Regions from separate parts of the Mus musculus genome. Here region 1 is linked to region 2. A link is a loop called in an ENCODE intact Hi-C map of the cell type or tissue named here. Cell type or tissue: left cerebral cortex. All regions are shown on one strand. Links, peaks and the distances in the headings refer to the core of each region. The heading gives the core; the rest is flanking DNA.

What was found. Peaks named below come from ENCODE experiments on the same cell type or tissue, not always from the same donor. Only the 100,000 strongest peaks of a DNase experiment are listed, where the experiment ranks them.
Region 1: it touches region 2 in a loop (2.4-fold over the local background); 6 of 42 quality-filtered maps call a loop at or near these places.

Annotation. Positions count from the first base shown.
Region 1 is chr7:122,284,112-122,295,096 of GRCm38, reverse strand. It overlaps Prkcb (protein kinase C, beta), which reads right to left and starts at 5,972. Exons shown (of 17, transcript NM_008855.2): 1 at 5,580-5,972; 2 at 4,553-4,584. The coding sequence starts at 5,752. Gm51497 (a long non-coding RNA gene) reads left to right here. Exons shown (of 3, transcript XR_003946872.1): 2 at 1,851-1,973; 3 at 2,365-4,461. In left cerebral cortex, for the core only: CTCF peaks have their summits at 2,813 and 4,805 (motif pointing right); DNase peaks (open chromatin) are centred at 5,622, 5,725, 6,059, 6,367 and 6 more places; H3K4me3 peaks cover 4,006 bases; H3K27ac peaks cover 3,531 bases.
Region 2 is chr7:122,335,666-122,346,650 of GRCm38, reverse strand. The region is part of intron 2 of Prkcb (protein kinase C, beta); the gene reads right to left. Among named protein-coding and RNA genes, the nearest start is that of Gm51497, 45 kb to the right of the region's middle. In left cerebral cortex, for the core only: no CTCF peak of the experiment used is centred there; DNase peaks (open chromatin) are centred at 1,795, 4,671 and 8,397; H3K27ac peaks cover 2,885 bases.

The DNA.
Region 1 (10,985 bases), core at 1,309-9,308, 52 kb after region 2:
AAATAATATATTTTTGTATTAGTGTCAAGAACTTGTTTATCACACCAACCATATTTCCAAAGGTCATATTTTCTGTATTTACTTGGGAAGGTCTTCCACTGTTCAGTAACGAAGCTTCAGGGGAAGGGGAAAAGCCACCCAGGCCATGGTTACCACTTTGCAGTGTGCCTTGCTGATTCTCAGTTGACTGAGAAAGTTCAACCCATACTACTCAGTGTAACAATATAAGTACCCAGAGACAGGTGTGGCAAAATGAAATGACCTTTGAGTTAATATTTCCCATGTCCTTTTGTTTTTCAAGGTGGAGGATAGCACCCAAGACCTTGCATGTACTTCCACTGAGCCACCCCTAGCCCCAATTCATATAATGGTTGATTATTGTTTTAATTGCATATTCTAATCTGTATATGTTAACAATAAACTACATTAAAACTTGTCTTCTATAGCGTATCTATTGAGGGAAGACGACAGCTGTAGGTTCATGTGACACTTAGTTTGTTTTCTCTCTTTTTTAAATAATTCAAACAAGAAGTTAAAGACATGTTTTCGAATTCACCAAGGGAAGGTAAAAGGGCTTTCTTGTTAGAATCCTTAAGTCTAGTTCTTTATAGTCAGAAAAACAGTGGCCCCGGGCTTTTTGAGAGTCCAAGGCAAGTTCAGATCTTTCTCATGAGGGAAACCGTGTGCTCTGGGCCCAGACACTGAAGTATCTACTGGCTGGATTACCCTAAGTCTCATAGAAACACACCCATCTGAGCACATGAAACAGGCACAGTCATTTCCCGAGTTCCAGTCAGCTCTGCCCTGCTTCGGCACACTTTCCCACCATTAATCAAGTCCTGACGATCATCTTACTTTGAGTTGTTTACTCTCACGGTGGATATTTCTCCTTAGCTACTTACTTTACCCCAGAGCTCTACAAAGGAGACACTGTGTCCTCTTTCACCAAGATGGCGAGCAAGGTTACAGTGTGGGGATGGACTCCCCAAGGTCACACCGTGAGCAGATAGAAGATGAGGGATCAGAGTCCACGTCTGTCTGGTTCCAACCACGTGCTTTAAACACCTAGATCTGAACATCTTAATGCTTCTCTATTTCTACTGAAATGACTTCCTTTAACAAAAAAAGAGAAAAGTTTCCTCTCTGCCAAACTGCAAAGTCTTTCTTTGGATAAAAGTTGAAATCCTCCCAGTGATTAGTGAGTTGATTAGAATTTAAGCACAGCGTGCAGGTTCTAGGGTTGTTAAAAGAGTGCCTTGGAGAAAGAAAGGTTTGTCCTGTGGCATAATGGGTCCCATTTCTAATCCAAAATTGTGTGCAATTTCACAAGAGGGATCCTCTGTCAGCTGAGGCATTATCAAAGAGAGAAGGAGGAGGGTGGGTAAATCAGTGGCAGTTAACCGAGAGTTTTGTCCTTTAGCTGTACAAAAGCCAGAAGTCTGTTCTTAAGAAAGCTTCCCAAGTCTATAAAAATCTGTGGTTCCCTGTGGTTCCTGGATGCTCTGTCCTGCACCCCGATTTCCATGACAGCTACTGGAGCATTGGGGCAGTGACAAGGGCATCTTAATCTTGGGATCCTCCCACACCATCCTGAGGGGTTAGCCAATCTCTGCTTCCTCCACCTTTGAGATGGAAACATCCTTCCCTCCCTCCGCTGTTGGCTGGGAACGTGCTACCTGAGCTGAACACTACTGTCCTCTAGGTTTGCTCGGAACGAGACGTGGACATTCATTGGGTTCTACTCTAGCCAATATATACCGAGTATATAGCCAATTCTCTCTAGGCAACATCCCTAAGAGCCACTGAAAATGATGTGTCTTTTGACTTCTTTTGTCCCTTTCCTGTCCCAGCTGGCTAAAAGGAGGCCTGGTGCCTGGAGAATCCAGTATCTTCTTGAGCTGTGAGATAACTATTGCTCCCTGGGACAGCATCATAGAAAACTGAAGGACCAGATCTCTGAACTGTTGACTTAGGTAAAAGAATAAACTCTGTTTGTTTTCTATTATAATGTTGGTCCTACTTTAAGTAAATTCACTTTAAGGTAAGATATCAGGCACCAGGTACTGAAAATAATCCTATAAAAGGAGCTCGTCTGTGGTTCCAGAATTAGTTCCAAGCAACACTGGGTACCAGTGATAAACTCCCTCCCTGCCTTCTAGGCTGTGTCCCACTCTAAGCAGCTCAGCTCAGGGCCCATGAATCTACCCCACCCCCTCCTTCCTCCTACCCACTCCAAGTCAGATGGAGTAGCCCATCAACGCAGTAACAGAGGGCCAGATGTTCAGAGAGCTAAGGGGTGAAAAAATGAAAAGAGAAATGATTTTGAAAATACCTTTCACCCCTCCCCTTTCCTTTTGTTCCCAGGAACCCAGGGAGTCGAGCACACGAGGCAAACGCACTGCCAGCTTCTGAAAAAGTCTTATTCCTAAAGTTAATCATACTTCTTGAAAACTTTCATTCTGATTTTTTTCTCATTGTGCCAAAAAAAAAAAAAAATCCTAGGCTTTGAATAAAAGGATCTCCTGCTCCATATGTGCAGTCCCCCGCACATTCCAAAGCTGACTTTCCCAGCCATCAATAACAGAGAGCAGGTGGCACAGGAGAGCCACAGAAGCAGGGTTTAAAAAATCACCCCTGACCTCGACAAGAGACAAAAACAGAAACCAATTCATGCGAGTGAAAGGCAACCTCACAGATTCCACATTCCCCACACCGAGCCACTCTCGGTGCTGTGTTTAAGAGAGACAAGTTCTAGAAAACCATCCAGACGGTGCCACTGGCCTGACTCGTTGCCACCGGCAGGGACTTGGCAGTCCTTCCATGTACTGTATAAAACTGAGGCTCTGGATCTCAGCAGAGGAGGCTGGAAACTTCCTGTCCCACTCCAGAACTCAGTAAAAGCCTTCAGCTTAGGGCAGCCAGGCCCATGCATGTCCCAAAGCCACCTCTGAGCACTGGGGTCTTTTGATTTTGCATGCAGCGCAATGGTGCAAAGCAAAGTTATCCATGGGCACTACTGTCTCACTTCAGGCTATTCCACACCCACACGCTTTCCTCTCCAGATTTAAGGCCAGTTCACAGGGTGGAGGATGGCAATTCGACCCTGAGAATACCTGTATTCCCAACACCTGGGAGACTAACAAAGAAAGACAGAAAAGCTTCCAGGACAAGGTCAGTCTGGGCACAAAGTGAATCTGAGTGAGAACGGGGAAGGGGGGGATAGGAAGGGGAGGGAAAAGGTAGGAGGGGGAGGAGGTGTTGGGAGGAGAAGATGCAGAACCACTTCTGACCAAACCCAACCACACCTGGCTTAAAGGGAGAGAGAGGGGCAAAACAACCCTGTAAATTCAAGAGGCAAAGGGGGTCAGAATTGTAGAAGGCCAGTGTTGAACAGAGACATAGCCTCGAATGTCTGCTCATTGGTAAAGGGATGACCTCAGTTCCAAATGATCGATTCAGCATGAAAGTAGAGTCAGTATTCAACAAGTTGAATGCTGTGTGTGTGTGTGTGTGTGTGTGAGAGAGAGAGAGAGAGAGAGAGAGAGAGAGAGAGAGACAGAGAGAGAGACAGAGAGAGAGACAGAGAGAGAAAGACAGAGAGACAGACAGACAGAGACAGACAGACAGACAGACAGACAGACAGACAGACAGACAGACAGAGACAGAGACAGAGACAGAGACAGAGACAGAGGGGAGAGAGAAATTCACAAACTATTTATGGCATTCTAAGGGTTAAACAAGGCCACATCTTTAGAGATTCAATTTAAAACCTATCTTTCCCCCTCTCCCATTTTGCATCAGAGCCTCTCTGGAACAAAGCAGGCACTCTCCTGAGCTACATTCCTCAGTCCACAGTCCATCTTGTAGGCACAAACCCTAGAGATAAGAGAGGCCACCAAGTCTCTGATATTTGATTAGGTACCCCTGGTTAAAATCATGGCTCTTGAGCTAGAATCAAGAACCCAGGTAAGGAGTCTCTTGGAGTCCTTCTTGTGCCTCCTCAGATGTTAAAAAGGGCAACCTCAGGCAGGATCCCAGAGGCACCCCATCTGGAACCACCGCTTTCAAAGAGAGAGGAGGCCCAGGGGAAACCACAGTTGCTTTTCTAGGGGGATGCGCCATCTGCAGATGGCAGCCACCTGCAAAGCAGGGGAAAGAGGCAGACCCTCCTACTGGGAGGTAAGGGAGAGCAATGAGCAAGAAAGGGCTGGAATTAGGAAGAAAGAGGTTCCCTCCACACACAAGAGTCCTTGAAGACATTTCATTTCTTAAGCAGGGCTGGCAGTCCTGAGAGAATGCTCAGATAGCAGCGGGATGGATGCACTTTTTGACTTTTAGGGCCTTCCAGGAGCTCCACTGGCCTTTCCTGGATGGTGCATCTCTGGCCCAAATACACACCCCTTAAAAGGACCCTTTGGTGGTGAAGGATTCCTAGCCTGGGAGGTCACTCTGACAGGCAGGATTACTTCACTCTGCCTAACTCGGCCACGTCTTTGAAGTCTGTATTACTCTCTCTTCCCACCATCGGCATCCACAGCGCCACAAAGCCTACCTTGACACTGGAATCCCTGCTTCCCGAAGCCCCTGTAAAAGCACAAGAGGGAGTATCAGTCTGAGGGGTCCAGTTACCAGCTAGTTTCACACAGTCGCCCTCTCCCTTCCCACTGTCCCTCTACCCCAGGGGCAACCTCCTAGCTACAGCCTGGTCTCCAAGGTGTCTTCCACCTTGGATGGGATTGGGAGGTACACTACCGGAGCTTGGCAGTAACCCCCACCTCACATCTCCCCTGCAGTACAGAGGCGACCACGACCACCAGGTGGCAGGATGCGAGGGTGCATTTCCGCCCGGGTGGGGGCGGAAGGCGGGCTGGATATTTGCCCAAGGAGATGCCGGGAGTACCCTCAAGGAAAGAGAAAAGGACCTGTCTAGGGGGAGGATGATAGGGACTTCACCACGGTGGTAACACCTGAGGGGCTAGGGGGCGGGGGGAAGGTCCCCCCATGCTTGGAGGGGCAGAGGGAAGAAAGGGGCCCTGCAGCGACTTGAGGGTGAGAACCAAGGAATGAAAGGGGTGCTCAAGACTCTGGAGGCGAAGTAAGAGATAACCCAGGGCACTGCTCTAGGGACGCAGAGGGAAGGATGCTCCACGCCCCGGGGAAGTAGAGGACACCCCAGAGAGCTGCCCCGGAAAGGAGGGGTGAGGGTGAGAGCTCCTCGAGCCCGGAAGGAGGCAGAAAGATCGGGAACCTCAGGCGAGAAAGACACCCGCGGAGCTGCCCTGCCGAGGAGGGACAGCCACACTGAGCCCTGAGCCAGGTGTCGAAAAGGCGCCTGCAGCGCTGTCCCTAGGCGCTCGGGCGACAGAGTGCAAGAGGGCAGAAGGCGCCTGGCGGCCAGCCGTCTGGGAGCAGAGAACCCAGCACCTGAGGGACTGGCCATCCGGGAGCGCAGGGCATAAGGGTCCAGCGGGATGGGGGTGATCACACGGCTCCTCCCCCCGGGGGCAACAACAGGGGTCCCCATGCGTGTCGCTGCCCTCTAGGGCCCCAGGCAGGTGGCCCGCGCGGCGCACTCTCACCAGATGAAGTCGGTGCAGTGGCTGCAGAAGGTGGGCTGCTTGAAGAAGCGGGCGGTGAATTTGTGGTTCTTCACCTCGTGCACGTTCTTCTGCCGGAGGGCGCCTTTGCGGGCGAAGCGCACTGTGCTCTCCTCGCCCTCGCTCGGCGGCGGCCCCGCAGCCGGGTCAGCCATCTTGCGCGCGCGGGGACTGGGGGGAGCCCCGAGAGGTGGCGGCCCCGGGGCGGCGGGACCGCGGGGCTGCAAGCCCGGAAAGGCGCGGGACTAGGCGGCCGCTGCTGCCGCCCGGGGACCGCAGGGCCGCGCTGCCCCTTCGCGCCGGCTCTGGCGGCGGCCGCGCGCGCGTAGCTGGGCTGTCACTCGCCCAGCTGCTGCCGCTGGTCCAGCTGTGCTTGGCACCGCTGGCCCCAGCTGCGGGGGAGGGAGGCGGAGCCCCAGTGTAACCCCGCCTCCCTCATTTGCATGAAACCCAGGCCCCGCCCAGAGCCGCCAGCTGCTTTACATATCGGCACCACCAGTACCACCAGCAGAGACACACACAGACACACACACACACATACACGTACACCGCAACCCGCAGGCCTCCCAGCCAAGTGTTCTTAGCCGCAGCGCTGCGGCGCGAGGACCGCAGTCTGCGCTGGACAGATCTGAGCCGCGCCCCTGGCACCCTGTCCTAGGCCCTGGGGTGCGTTAAGATGAGCACCTCGGTTGATCCAGCAATGACCAAACGCCTAAGGACCCAAGGGGCTCAAGGAGATGAGGGTTGAACAGGCTGGAAGCAGCCAGTTTCACCTTGGCCTCTGCAGAGACTGGTACCCAGCACCCTCCATCCATCATCCCATTGGTCATTCGGCATGCGTCTCCTGGAGGGATGGGCTTTCATTGTCACTCATCCGGAAAGGCCTGTGGCCACACACACACACACACACACACACCAAGGTCTGCAGAGGTAGGGGAGGACTATACATATATGCATATGTATATATGTATATATCCACCACAAAGACTTGTCTCCACTTGCTCGAACACTTAGAACTCTCTCCACAAAAAGACAGTTTCCCCAACCCCAAAATGGCTGGGCTAATGATGACAGGAGACAAATTTAATAAATGAGCGTTTCCCTACATTTCATTCACTTTTGTCCCTTCTGGTCATACTTGTGCAGTCTGTTAAAACAAAAGTCTATGTGATTGGAAATACCTAGGTTTGTGTGGGTTAAGATCTCCCCAGGTGCTGTCCTCACACCTGGGGCCTTCTTGTATTTGTTAGGAGAGATTTCAAATGTTCAGGGAACATTAATATCCAACGCCATACTCCCCTTGATGCCACTTGAAGGATGGGAAGATAACCAATGATACGACATTGCATGTTATATAAGGCACTGCATCTAAATCTCCCTCTGGTGTGATGCTCTACAGCCTGGGGATGAAAAATGGCATCTGACCGAACTCTTCCACACGTCCCCGGCATTGTTAATGACACCTTCATGTCTCCTGGTGTTGAGTTTAGCATCTGACAGCTCCTACAAGCCCAGTGAGCACTGCTTGAGTAAGTAACAGAATGGAAGAAGGTTACCTGTACCATGCATGACCTGTAAATGTGCAAAAATTAAAACTAAACATACAGGGTGTCAGGGAGGCTTGTGCACTGTCTCATTCGGTCACAACCATAACCTGTATAGACCAGGTAAGTTCTGTGAATAAGCAAAATTAGATGGAAGTGAGTAAGGGGTACACAGTCTCGGGGTTGTACAATGGAGGCTGTCCAGACTACAAAGTGCACTGGTGACAAAGGGTTGGGCCTCTGTAGTGGCAGAGCCTGGATACCACTCTGACAATTCCTACTGGGAGCTCCTGAGCAGAGAGTCACAGTGAGGTGTCTAGCAACTGCATGGTGAGCTATATACCTATAATAATACAGTGTCCTTCCCCTACATAGTAATGCAAAGGTAACAAGGGGGAAAAAGGCATTCACTTTTAAGGTTGGCATGTTTGGGAAACTGGATGTCCCTGGCTATTCTTAGTCTTTTGAGAGGCTCCAGCACCTCCCAGGGAGACTTGGGAAAACATCCCAGGAGACATTGCTGCTGAAGGAGATTTCCTTTGAAAGATGAACTGGAGGCTCACAGCCCACATCCTGTCTTTTGAACCAAGTGCTCTGAGTGACTTTGGTCTGTAACAACAAACTACCTCATGGTGTCTAGGCCTGGAGCCGCATTGCTGCTGTCCTAAAAGCCATTCCATTCCTGGAAGAGCTGTGTGAAGAGAGGCTGGAGACTCAGGTTCCCAGAGGACCCAGATATCTACAGGTTAAAGTTCAAACTGTGGCCTTTGAATACTGGTTTTTGTTTTGTTTTGTTTTGTTTTGTTTTGTTTTGTTTTGTTTTGTTTTGCCAGCCCAGTGATCTTCCTTTCTTTTTATTGTTCACACTATAGTATTTTACCTAAATATCCAAATTATAAGTTCTCTGGTGGTGGGAGACAATGGAGCTTGCATCTCTGAGTTCATCTATTCATTTGTTCACTCGTTCAACAAAAATTACATGTGCCATTCCAGACACTAAAATAAGCCAGATAAAAGGTTCTGCCTTCATGGAACGTATGAACCAATTAATGAGACTGAGGAATGATAATCTATCAATTAACAAATCTCTACCAAGTGGTGTGAAATCTGTCCTGTAAATAAAAATGAATCATATAATCATAAATTATAAATTATGGTGAAAAAAATAACAGTATCCAAGGAAGCCCTTTATAACTAGGCTTATCTAAGAGAAAGCTTGAATGAAGTGATGGTGAGCAACCATGGCCCTGTCTGAGGCTAGAATTTTCTAAATAGATAAAAGAATAATGACAAAGGATTTAGCTCATCGTGCTGGACAAAAGCAAGGTGGTCTCTGTGTCTGAGATAGAAAAGAGGCAGCAGTGCTGGGCGGTGGTGGCACACGCCTTTAATCCCAGAACTTGGGAGGCAGAGGCAGGCAGATTACTGAGTTTGAGGCCAGCCTGGTCTACAGAGTGAGTTCCAGGACAGCCAGGGCTGTACAGGGAAACCCTGTCTCAAAAAAAGAAAGAGAGAGAGGGAGAGGGAGAGGGAGAGGGAGAGGGAGAGGGAGAGGGAGAGGGAGAGGGAGAGGGAGAGGGAGAGGGAGAGGGAGAGGGAGAGGGAGAGGGAGAGGGAGAGGGAGAGGGAGAGGGAGGGAGGAAAGAAGGAAGGAAGAAAGCAAGCAAGGACGGAAGCAAGCAAGGAAGGAAGGAAAAGAAAAGAAAGGAAAGGAAAAGAAAGGAAGAGGAGAGGAGAGGAGAGGAGAGGAGAGGAGAGGAGAGAAGAGAAGAGAAGAGAAGAGAAGAGAAGAGAAGAGAAGAGAAGAGAAGAGAAGAGAAGAGAAGAGAAGAGAAGAGAGGCAGCAACTATTAAACAATGAGATGTGGCCTGATACAACACAGGTTCCTCTTAAAGATCACCCTGGATACCACATGGGAAAAGGCTTTAGACAAGGAGAATGGAGGCAGAGAGAGCAGTGGAGAGGTCCTTTAAAACGATGAAGCAAGGGAGGACAACATGACATGGTGTTCCACAAGCCTGAAGAGCAGAAAATGAATGTGTGTGTCCAGGTCTCCGGGCCCCCATTCTGGTCACCTCTACCCATTAAGGAGTAAACGCTGGGCATTTGGTAGACATCAGACGTAAAGGGAAACAGGTTGTCCTGCATTGTAATGGAGTCAGGGTGTCTTCAAACCAGAGTTCATTCTTAATGTTGAGTACATGAATTCTACAGCAGCCAAAAAAATCACAAAATGGAGTGGCTACAGATAGAAGTGCATTGTTGTTACATTTAACAGAGGGTAAAAACTCTAAATCAGAGACTGGAGAGATGGCTCAGTAGTTAAGCATACTTGATGTAAAGGACCTGGGTGCAGGTCCCAGCATCTACATGGTGGCTTACAGCACCATAACTCCAGTGTCAATAGTTCCTAGAACCTCTTTGACCTACTTAGGCACCAAGCACATGCATGGGTACACATACATACAGGCAGGCACAACACTCATACACATAAAATAAAAAGAATGTTTTAAAATTCTAAACCACGTTCTCTCTGGAAGACTCAGATAGGACCCTTCCCCTCTCTCTGTCCCTGCTTCTGGTGGCTGTCTGTGTCACATCTTTCTCTGCCTTTGTGATCCTATTCCCTAGTGTGTCTCTCTTCTCTTCTCTCTGACTTCCGTGTGTGTGTCTTACATGGACACTTACTGCTCATTGGACTTACTCACTGCTCACCCATTAATCTGAATGATCTCTTTATCCCAATATCCCTATGTTAATTACCAGGAAGACTTTTTCTAAATAAGATACCATTTGTAGGTTACTTTAGAGAGATGCCTCAGGCATCAAAAGGCTAGCTTCACAAACAACAAAGCAGAATAGCATTTATAGGTGGTAGAAATTGTGACATGGGTGTATGGAAGTGACCACCATTCAAGCCACTGAATTGCCTAACCCTAGGCAGGTCAGTTCCCCTCGGAGTGTCCCGGTTTCCTTCTCTAGTAAGTTATGTGAGAATTCTGTGTTCCGGTCTAGAGCTGTACTCTCCAATGCAGGCAACACTAGCCACACGTGGCTGGAGAGCATTTGAAATTTGATTAGTCTGAACTGATTGTTAAGAACAGTCACCCAAGTAACGATCCACCATGATTAGGTGAATCAGCACCCTAAATTTCAAGCATGTATAATGAAAATGAATGTAAAATAGCTCATAACGATCATTTTCATTGCATGCTGAAATTTTACATTTTTATATATTGATGAGTTCCAGTACTTTTATATAATCAAATTTCTCTCCAGAAGTAATTCAGTCTGATTGCTTTTATTTTTTGCAGTGTGGTTACTAGAAAATGTAAAACGGTATATGTGGATCACACCATATTTCCTTGCCCGGCTCTGTTCTAAAGAATGGATTAAGTTAATTTTAAAATGGATAAACTGGAAGCACCTCTATTCCATATGGCACCGACAGTGGATGCCTGACAGGAAGCTGAGGTATCCAACTTCAAACTTTTCCACTTAGTTGGCAATAAGTTGCTGCTGGCTGTCAACTGTAAGCTCTCCCAGGGCTTTAGCAGGAGGTTGGCTCCCCTTCACGTGTGCCTCTCCACTGGTTTCTTGGGCTTCACAGCGTGGTGGCCAACTCCAAGAGTCAGTTCTCCCAAGGACCTGAACTAGAGGACTACATTTTCCTGACATCTGACCTAGAATCCAGAATAGCAGCATCATTGATATAAATTGGTGGTCAAACAGCCACAGAACCCACATTCAAGGAAAGACTATTTCTCAGTGGAAAAGATTCAAAGAATTTAGAGGCCACATAGGAAGATTTGGAATGGTAAATTTTTACTGAATTAATAAATC
Region 2 (10,985 bases), core at 1,059-9,058:
ATGACTGTGCCTGCCCTCCAGGCCAGAACGTCTGTCTCCCGTCAGCTGAGACCCTCTGCTGATAGCAGGCTCTGGAGACTCCCAGGAAATGAGTACAAAGCCCTCCTCCACATTTTAATATATGATGAAGGCAGTGTTTCAATTCTGTGGGAAGCGATGGATTATTCAATAAATGGTATTGGGACAACTGGCTGGCCATCTGCTAAAAAGCAAAGCTAGAGCGTCACCTCCCTCCGAAAATCAAAATAAATTCCAGATGGATTAGAGACTCAAATGCAGAAAGAGAAAAGTTAACGCAGCAGAAGACAGGAGGGCTGCCACGTCGCCTCTCTGAGAGGAAGCCTCCAGCAAGACATGGGGTGAAAAACACATGAAAGATTCAGTCTGGGGGTTTAAGAATTGTTAAGTGTCTATAGAGTCAATGTCCTAATAAACAATATTGCTCTAACCTAAACCTACATTATACTCTGCTCTATGTAAGAAATAAATAAATAAATAAATAAATAAATAAAGCGAATATATGCCCAGCTGATATTTTTGTGAGTGGTTTTCTGAGTCCGAGACTTGATATATAGCTCAGACTGACCTCCAACTCAGGCTCCTCCTGTCTCCGCCTCCCAGGATTTGGGTATGTGCTACCACACCCTTACAATTTAAACAAAAACCGTTAACATCTAAAAGAAATAGGGAAAATAAGCAAAAGGCATGGCTGTATAGCTCACAGAGGGGGAAAAAGGCAATGCAAATTAGGATAACAGTAAAGACATGATGTTTTCATTGACGGGGTTGGTCAACTTCAAAGCTAAAGTGTATGTTGGTGAGGACATTTGGCAGGAGGGTGGCCAGGCCCTGTGGAGAACAACTTGGCAATGTGGATCCGTATTTCACAGTGAACACTTGTTGTCCAGTGATTCTAATGCTTGTTCATGTGTCCAAACCCATGTATGCAAATAAAATGAACACAGGAATGTTCCTTTTAGTGTTGTTTATAATAGCAAAAAGTTCTTTACATTCCCAATGCCTATGGAGAGGGGACTGCTTAAATATTGTACCAAGTATTCATAAAAAGAAATACTATAAAACCTTTAAAAACAACTCAGCGTTTCTGTGTATCAGTCTTCATAAGATGTCAAAGGAAGAACCAGTTTTTTAAAAAATGATGGACAATCTTTCCAAGTGTCTGAAGGAAAATGGAGCCCACTCACAGACAATGGTTCGCTCCACTAAGCACCTACAGTGTGTCCGGCACTGCTCTGGGTATTAGGGAGTCTACCAAGAGTATATACATCAAGATATCTGTGGGTTACACACATTTGGAAAATTATTAGAAGAAAATAAAGCAAACTGGTCATGGGAGACTTTCTAGGGTTGTCAGACTTTCAAACGAAACTACAAGATACCTTAGTTGAATCTAAATTTCACAGATATAACAAGTTATAGCTTAGCATAAGCCTGCTTCGCATGATAATTGAGTCAGATTTGAGAGCTTTTCCTTGTTTAAGCAAAATTCCTCCTCTTAACAGCTACAGTGGGTATGGAGGTAGTCTGGACTGGGAGGACTCGGGCATACCATAGGAATGGGGTTTCTACCAGCAACTGTCCAGCAATGGACTGTGTCCATGGCTCAGCGTAGAACCGGAACCAGGGGTGCACATAGCTTGTTCTCTGTGTTAAACTCACACTGGTGAGGAAGGAAAGAGAAGACATTCATTCCACAGAGCTTTGGGCCGACTCAGAAGAAGCTGCACATTGCATTCTTGGCCACCCCAGCTTCAGCGTCAGCTGGCAACCCTGCAGCTGCATACCAGGGGCGGCTGCTTCTCTAAATGGAAGCAGTAGATCCCACACTCCATCAGCGAGCAAGATTCCCGTGTGTGTGTGTGTGTGTGTGTGTGTGTGTGTGTGTGTGTGTGTGTGTGTAAGTCAGGGCTACAGAGGAGAGAAATGTAAAAGGCTGGGAAGAGAGAAACTGGGCATGCTGGGAACCAGCCTTTTCCAAAAGAAGAAAAAAAAAAGATGGAGAGATTAGAGCCGATCTCGGGATCTCTCCGTCCTTTGAATAGTCTGTCTCTCACTTAGGGAAGATTTTACCACACAAACAGGAAAGGCATGCTTTATACAAAGATCCTCAAACCTTTAACTCCCAAATATTTTGGAGCGCTAACACTAACCGACATTTATGAGGTGCTGATTATATGCGAGGCACTCTACTAAACATCTTAACCAGTGTTGGCTCCAGTTTTAATGACCTCGTGAGATAGATGCTCTTCTCCGCTTTGTGTATGTGTGGAAACCAAGGCATGGAGTATCTCAAGCACGTAGCAGCCATCACACAGCCGGTGAGTTAGAAGACCTGGGATCTCCAGAGCCTCCACTCTTCATCATATGCGAAGTCTGCTCTGGGCACCAGGCAGAGAACAAGACAGACACCCCGTCCACCCTTGCTGGGATTATAGTTTAGAAGGAGCTCTCAAGGAAAATGGTAGGATAATACCAGAGATAGTTAGGGGACAGGCACAAATAAAGATTGAAATGGAACATCAGCCATTTACCTAACCAATGTGGAATAAGGGCCTAGCACCACAATCCAGGCATCAGGATTCAGCCAACCGAACAGGAAGTCCCAATCTCAAGGCAGGTACAGTTCTAGCAATACCCAGCCAGGAATTTAAGAGGGATGCAGCTGAGGCCCCTGTAGTCACTCAGCATGGAGAGAAGGGGAAAACTGCAAAGATCCTGCATGGGAAATGAGCTCCAGTTTCCCATCCCCCACATCCCTTCCAGTGCTGGACTGGTCCAACACTCTCCCCTTTCAGATCCCAAACTCACAGTTCAAAACGTGTCTGTCTCTCACATGACTTTTCTCCCAGCTTTCTGCAGGATCCAGGGTAGAAATACACAGCCTCCTCTAGTCCCCGGGCACATGCAAGTTGCTCAGTTGAAGGATTAACTTTTAGGATTCTCAGTGTTAAAATTCTCCTGATTATTCACGGTCTGAATCCACCCTGAGAATCTTTGATGTTGAGGGAGAAGTGGGTGGTGATTCTGATACCCCGATGCACACAGCAGGCCTGTCCACATACACATAGACAAAAAGCAGCACATAGGACGGTCTGCCACTCGTACACACAGGGGGAGGGCAACAAAATCAGTGGGTTTCTAAAATATGTACAGGTGTTTTGCCTTTATGAATGTCTATGTACCACGTGTGTGCCTGGTGCCCTTGGTACCAGATGGTTGTGAGCCACCATGTGGTGCTGGCTACCAAGCCCTAGTCCTCTGGAAGAACAGCAAATGCTCTTAACTACCAAACCACAACTCAGAGTCAAGAGAAGTTTGCAGATAATGTTCATAAAAACTATGAGAGGACTATATGATCATTTTTTTAAAGAAGGAAGGAAAGAAAGGGAAAAGAGGGGAGGGGAGGGGAGGGGAGGGGAGGGGAGGGGAGGGAAGGGAAGGGAAGGAGTCTGGAGCCAAACAGTTCAGGTTTTAACTAGTCAGCTAGTGGTGAACTGTGTAACCCCTCTGCCTCACCTTGCTCATCTGTAAAATGGGAATTATTTAAACCAGTATCTGGAATTCATAAGGTCCTGGAAGGGCCTAAGGCAGAAAAAAGAACCTAAGACTGCACTTGATATTGAGAAAGTGCTAGCCTAACTTTGGGCTCGATCTCTGTCTGATGCTTTTAACCATTTTGTCACTGTGACAATGGTAGTGGTGGTGATGGGGGGCAGGTGGACAGGCATGGAGGTAATGGCAGCGATGGGGGTGGTAGGAGGTGGCGTTGAGGTGGGGGATTAATCTTTATTGCTGACTGGAAGACAGTAAGAAATGGTTAGGAGACTTGGGAAGCACACAACTGGTTGCATCTAATCTGCAATGGATTAGACCTTGGTGGCACTATCAGGAGCTGGCAAGAGGTGGAAGGAAGTGGGCCTGAAGCCACACCCAGCTTCACCCTTTCCTGGGCATCCTGCCTCAGTTTCCCCACCGCTATGCTGGCAGCTGCTCTGCTCTGACCTCTGCACCATGAGGGACCGAGCCCGCCAACCCTGCACACCAAGATAGACCTCTCTCCCTTAGACTGCTCGGGCGGGCATTCTGTCACAGCAACAAGAAGGGTCACTGATACACTGGTCCAAACTGAAGCGACTGGAGCACTCTCAAAGGATTTAGAATGTTATGATAAAATGTCCAGGGCAAATGTGCCCAGGCTGGTAAGATGCTGTGGTTAGCAGCAGCTGGGCGGGTCCAGATTAAAAGATTAACTTTTCAAGGAAAGAGTGGACATTTTCTCACTGCACCAATCCGAATTTCAGTAAATACAGATTATTGTCCACATGGGGCAGAACCCAGGGAAGCCAGGCCACACACCCTGCTTTCTCCAACTAGACCTTTCTCTACTATGAACAGCTGCTTATCAAATAACTGAATTCAAACAAAACTCCCAGGAGCGAAGCCTTCTGATGGGCCTGGAAAAGTCTCTGTGACCACAAGAGACTTGAGAGCAAGGATCCTCACAAGCTCAGGCAACTGTCTGTGGCTCCAGGAAGCAACTCAGATCTCCCTTGGCATCTCCAAGGCACAGGCAGCAGAAATCTGGCTTGCCCTGCCTGTCTCTCTCCCACAGCTTCCTCCTCTTCTAATTCCCTCTTCTCTCCATCTATTCACTCTCCTCTTCTGCTCTCGGAGCTGCTTCCTGCAGACAAAAACACCCCACAACTTCCAGTCTGCATAGAGATTGCAGCCAGCAGGCTCCAAAAGCTGATAATTCTCCCAATCAAGCAGCAGGTGCCCCCGTTGAGTTAATGAATTTTTCTAAGCAAGAGAACTCATGCCTTCTACTTAATCTCAGGAGAAAGCCCATTGGGAAAGATGGTGGGTGCAGCCCATCGTGAAAGATCGGTGGCAGAGAAGGGGGCCCTTGCTATGCTCTATGAAACACGAGCAATTTGGGAAGATGATACTGCAAACCCTCAGAGCCTTGGGATGATAGACGCAATTAATATTTTCATACTACCCTTAGGAATTATGCTTTGATTAGGAAAGAAATTAATCCTGTAGATTAAAGAAAGAAGTTGCAATATGGGGAAGAAATAGGTGACTCTTTCAGTGCAGGTGACTCACGGGGAAAGGAGGGGTGCCCACAAGGACCAAAACTGGAGCAGGTAAGGAATGCACAGTGAGTAGATCCAGAGTGGGTAGGTGTACTTGTGCACATGCTCTGTGTGTGTGTGTGTGTGTGTGTGTGTGTGTGTGTGTGTGTGTGTGTGTGTGTGTGTAACTGGGTGTGTACAGTCACATGGAGCCATCCCTGTGTGTGCACACTTGTGGGGAACAGACAGCATCCCTGGGTGTTGTTCATTGGTACCTCTCACCTGCCTTTTGCGACAGGGTCTCTCACTGGCCTGCGACTCATTACTAAGGCAAGGCTGGCTTACTAGGGAACACTAGTTACAACACCTGTCTAACTACCCAGCCCTGAGGTGACAAGCGTTCCCTATCATGCTCAGGTTTCTGTGGTGGTGGTGGTGGTTGATTAGTTTGTTTGTTACTTAATGTAGGCTCTGGGGGACCAAACTCAGGCTCTTATACTTACAAGGAAAGCCCTTTACTCTCTGAGCTTTACCCCAGTGAACAAAATAATTCCACCAACAGGACTGCGCTACAGATTGTGTGCAGATGGTGTCCATGGTTACAAGCAAGGAGAGTCACGGTGTTATCATTTGTTGTAGCACAAGACAGGAGATAACCCAATGCTTATCAACAGGACATCCGCATGAAGGAGCATGGGGCTACCATTAAAACTGAGATCTCTCTGTAAGACATGTGCTACCCCATTCTTCCACAACTAATTGACTAAAGTGGTTCTACACAGTTAGTCAGGGACTTTTCATCCATAGCACTAGGACTTAACAACTCCTTGTTATAAAGATGCCCTAGACTCTTGAATGTATTTAACAGTTTTTCCACCCTCTAGACTCCTATAGCAATCCCCACCCCCTCAAGTGATCACAAACCAAGTGTCTCTGGTATTGCAATATGATAGGGGCACAAATCATCTGAGTTCGATTATGAGTCCTGAACAGTAACAACCATGCCTTCTTTATCCCTTTTTTCTCCACATTTAATAATGTGGAAAATTTTATTACAAATGATGGCTTTTTGGATACTCTTAAGGCATGTTCATCATTGCAGTTTAGGTATAGAGTGTCCTCAAAAATGCTAACATGGGAAAGACTTGGATCATTAGCTGATGGGCTCTTGGGAAGTGAATGATCTTGAATCCATTGGTAGGTTCATAATTGAGTGTTGGGGGATGGTAGAAACTGCAGAAGATGGAGCCTGATTGAGCAAAGTTTGTCACTGGACAGCAAAACCTCTGAAAGGTCTGGCCTATCTTCAGCTTCTTCCTCTGTATCTCTCCTTCGGCTTCCTGGCTGCCATGAAGTGGGCAGCCAGCCTCTGTATCATATGCTGCCCACAATGATGTTCAGTCTCATTGAAGCCCAGAAACAATAGAGGCCAGCAATCACAGACTGAACCATGAGCTGAAATGAACCTTTCTCCCTTGAGTTCTCTCAGGCACTTTGTCATGGCGATGAAAAAAAGTGACTTTCGTATTCATAATTTTGTCTACTCTAATAAGTTGCCATTCAGGATCTGTAGTTGGAAAATTGTTCCTTTCTCAGTACAGTTATGAGAGAAGCCTTCCTAACAGCCAAAGAATAGAGAATATATTATTAGTCTTATTAAAACAGAGAATATATTAGTCTTATTAAAACACAAGAAATGGGATGTCCTGTTTCCCCTAATCTGTCCTTTGGTAATTATTACCCTGTCTTTCCATGCCAACCAATGCTACAAAGACCAAGAGCCAATGCCCAGGGCTCCTGCTGCTTGAAGGCCATGCTGTGGCTGGCATCTCCACTCCCTGTTCCCATGGAAGCAGATGGAGAAATAGTTGTTTTGCAAGGTTGGCCACACTCAGTGGCAGACTTCCATTGCAGGAGACACTCTAAGTAACCCCACAAATAAATCAGCAACACAAGCAAAGACAAGCAATGAACCCCAAAAAGAGCTCCTCCTCGCCCAATGCCATTCACAGAAATACCTCTCAGTCGGCCCTGAGCACCATGCCATGAATGACACAGATCCTTAAAGACACCAATGAAGCCAACCAAATCATTGTCATCTGACATGACAGGTGTGCAGATTAAGGTGCACAATAGTTAAATGATTCTGTCAAGATCACACAGCTTAGGGCTGCACAGTGCCTAACAGACAGCAGGCCCTCCCTAAGTGAGTGTAATATTGTTTTCTTATGCATTATCCCATCTCGACGTTGCCATGCTCCTTCGTATGCCAGGGTCTCTGCCTGAAATGCTTTTTGTTAATCTCCTATTTTGCTTAAATCTCAGTTTGTCAGTTTCTCTCATCTTCAATCTAAGACAGATTGCCTTAATGTGCCTTCCTCTTTTAAACTTTATGTGTATGGGTGTTTTGTCTGAATGTACATCCATGAACCACATGTATATAGTGTCAGTGAAGACCCAAAGAGGGCCAGATCCCTTAGGACTGGTAGTATAGATAGTTATGTGTCACCATGTGGGTATCGGCAATTGAACCCAGTTCCTCTGGAAAAGCAACTGACGTTCTTAACTGCTGAGTCATTTCTCTGTCCCTTTAATATGCATTCTTACATACTACATTCTTCTCAGGTATAGTCTTTGACACACTCTAATTATGTGATCACCTACATAATCATTTGCTTGTTTTTCTTCCCAAATGGGAGAACTCTATGTGGTAGAGACTGCTTCTAATTTGTTGGTCATTCAATGAGCACACAGCAGACATTCAAATATTGAATGGATAGATGGTTGGATGCATGCATGCATACATCTATGAATGAAAAGGAAAGAGAGAAGGCGGGCCTCTGTGCAACAATCACATTTTAAAGGCATATAAGCTCTGGTCCTCCCCTCATTCTGAATAGAGTAAAGTTCCTGAAGACTAGAGGCAAAGCAGACAAGATTTGCTATCAGAACCCAATTAGCTTCAAAAGCTTGGTTAGTCCAGAAACAGAAGGACTCTGGCTTCCAGGTGACAGCTGCATAAGCCATCAGTGTTGGCTTAGCACCTGGTTAGGGCTCTAGCCACTGTCAATTGTACTTTCTGGGCCTATAAAACTGGTCTGATTATTCCTTCACAACATCTGAAAAAGGAAAGGAAAAAAAGCTTTTTTCCCCCCAACACACATCAATGAGCTGTAGTCTTTAGATTCCAAATGCCCTTGCGAGCCCTCAGGAAACACTGTTCTTGTGTAGCACATCACAGCATGAACTCCCCACTTCCTTCAGGGGGAAGAATGAAGCCATCTGGCAGGAGTTGCTCTCAGTTCTTTCCCACCACCCCCTCCCTGCTCAGGGCTCAGCAGAGTCCATCACATGTGCCTCCTCCACTCCCCGGTGCATCCCACTCCATCGCAGGCAACAAGCTTTATCCCCAAGGGCCCTTCAGCCCCTAGGCACTAGGCTCTAAACTCTCAACATGCTGTATTATTTTATCATGACCACTTGGTGCAGGGACTGGCACGTAGTAGGGATTCAAAAATGTTCATGAGATGGATGGACAAATGAATGATGAATGAGTAGGGGAGTGGGCAGACAGATGGGTGGAAGGATGGATGGGAGGAAGGGAGGGAGGGAGGGAGGGAGGGAGGGAGGGAGGGAGGGAGGGAGGATGAACAGATGGTGGATGGATGGAAGGATAGATAGATGGACAGATGGGTGAGTGGATAGATGGATGGAAGGAAGGATGGATAGATGGAAAGATGGGTGGATGTATTGATGGATGTATTGATGGATGGATGAGCAGATGAACAAATAAATGGGTGGGTATGTGGGGAGTAGATAGATGGAAGAAGAGAAAGAAGGAAGGATGGATGAATAGATGGATAGATAGTGGGGTAGATGAAAGGAAGGAGGGAGGGAGGGTTAACAGATAGATAGGTCTTCGGGTGAATAAATAGAGGTATGAAGAGTTTCCCAGTTGCCTTCACTGGCATTTTTCAATGCTTCATTTTATTTCACTTCAAGAGATGTACTGTATTTCCATGCATTCTCTTAATTCAAAGCTAATTGCTGACTACAGCAAAAACAATTTACATGTAAATGACACTAGAATAGAACTGTTTCCTCCCTAGGACATTGCACATGCTGGCCTTTCTGCCTGGAAGGGCCCTCTTCTCTTCACACAGCTAATGCCTTCTCATTTTCTTTAAGGTAGGAGCAGGAATGTCACCTTCATGTGAGTCCCCCATTAGAGTCAAGTGGACATACTCGCGTTATTCTTTCTCCAAGACCCTCCTTGTTTTCCTTATATCTTTGTTTTACTTTATACTCGTCTTAATCTTGTATATTTCTCTCATTCTCTCAATGTGGGTTCAGTGATGGCACAAGTCAAGCTCTCTCCAGACTTTACCCAACACAGAGTATACAATATGTGTTCCCTCATACAATAGGTGTTCACGTCTGATAAATGGGTCAGAAGACAGGAGAATAATAAAATCAGTAAGCCTCAGGAGTCACATCTCAAAATGTCTTGAAAACATGGAAAATATGCATGTACAATAGCAATTTATAAGCAGACAAATATGTTAATTTTTTCCACAGATTTTGGGGCCAAGATTTATGGAAGAAAGTTGGAAGGATTGTTTGGGAGAAGAGAAGAAGAACCTTGCCAAATGTCATGCCTTGCAAAATAATGTAAATTAATCAAATTATCCCATTAAAAGACAATGATTCATAATTTGGGGGAAAAATCAAAATTCAAATATACAGTGCTCACAGAGCCTTACTGAGAATAAAATGACAGAAAATAGAAAGGAGGGAATGAGAAGGGCTGCTGTGCCTGGATATCAGCATCACACCATAGCTAACGTGCAAACATCTCACACAGGACAAAACAAGTGTTTGTATTCACAAAAGGCACACCAATAATAGTATAACAAAGCCAGTTATGACTTGCAATCCACATGCCTGGCATTTTGTGAAGCACTTCACATTGATTATATCATTTGCTTTAAATATCAAGAAAAGGAGCATTTAGCAATGCATGTAGGAGAAGCTAAAACTGGTTCATAGTTTGCTAAGCAGCAGGGAGTGGAGCCCATGGCTGTCTGGTTTCACAGTGAAGACTGATGACGAATCATGAAGCCTAAACCCCTGTGGCATACAAAGACACTAAAAATCAGGGCTGGTGACATGGCTTAGCAGGTAAAGATGCTTGCCTCCAAGCCTGATAGCCTGAGTTCAATCCCTGGGACTCACATAACAGAAGGAATAACTGATTCCTGAAAGCTGACCTCTGACTTCCACACGTGCACTTTGGCACTGGAGCACACTCTGACATGCACGCATGCACCTGTGCACACACAAAATGAAAAAAAATAAATAAATGATGCAATTTTAAAATGCATTCAAAATACATAGATCAAGGCTTGTTTTTAAAAATTGCAACCACTGTAGGAGCTGCGTAGTCTTTGACCAATCAATGGAGATAATAAGAAAGTATCCAAGGATATTTGGCTCAAGACACTAGGATGCAGAGTAAGCCATCCACAAGGAAGGACAGTAGAGGAGGGTGCATTATTTGGGGTGGTGGTTTAAACAGCAACACTCTGGCAGAGCCGATCAAGGACAAATTCAAAAATAAAAATAGAAACTTCTCACTAAGAATGAGAAAAGAGACAGACCCGCAGATGGCAAACCGGTTTTCCAATCTCCACAGAGTTGTGTACAATTCCGTGCTAATAAACTAAACACTTGGCTAAGGAAGTAGTCTCAGGGGGACATCCCAACAATGGTCATGGGCTACATCAGGAAATCTGTCAAATAACTAGTCCTTGAAAAGGTGTCATGTGAAAAAGGCCTGGGTCCAAACAGTTGGCTTATTTGGGGGTTATGGGAAATTTACTCTGT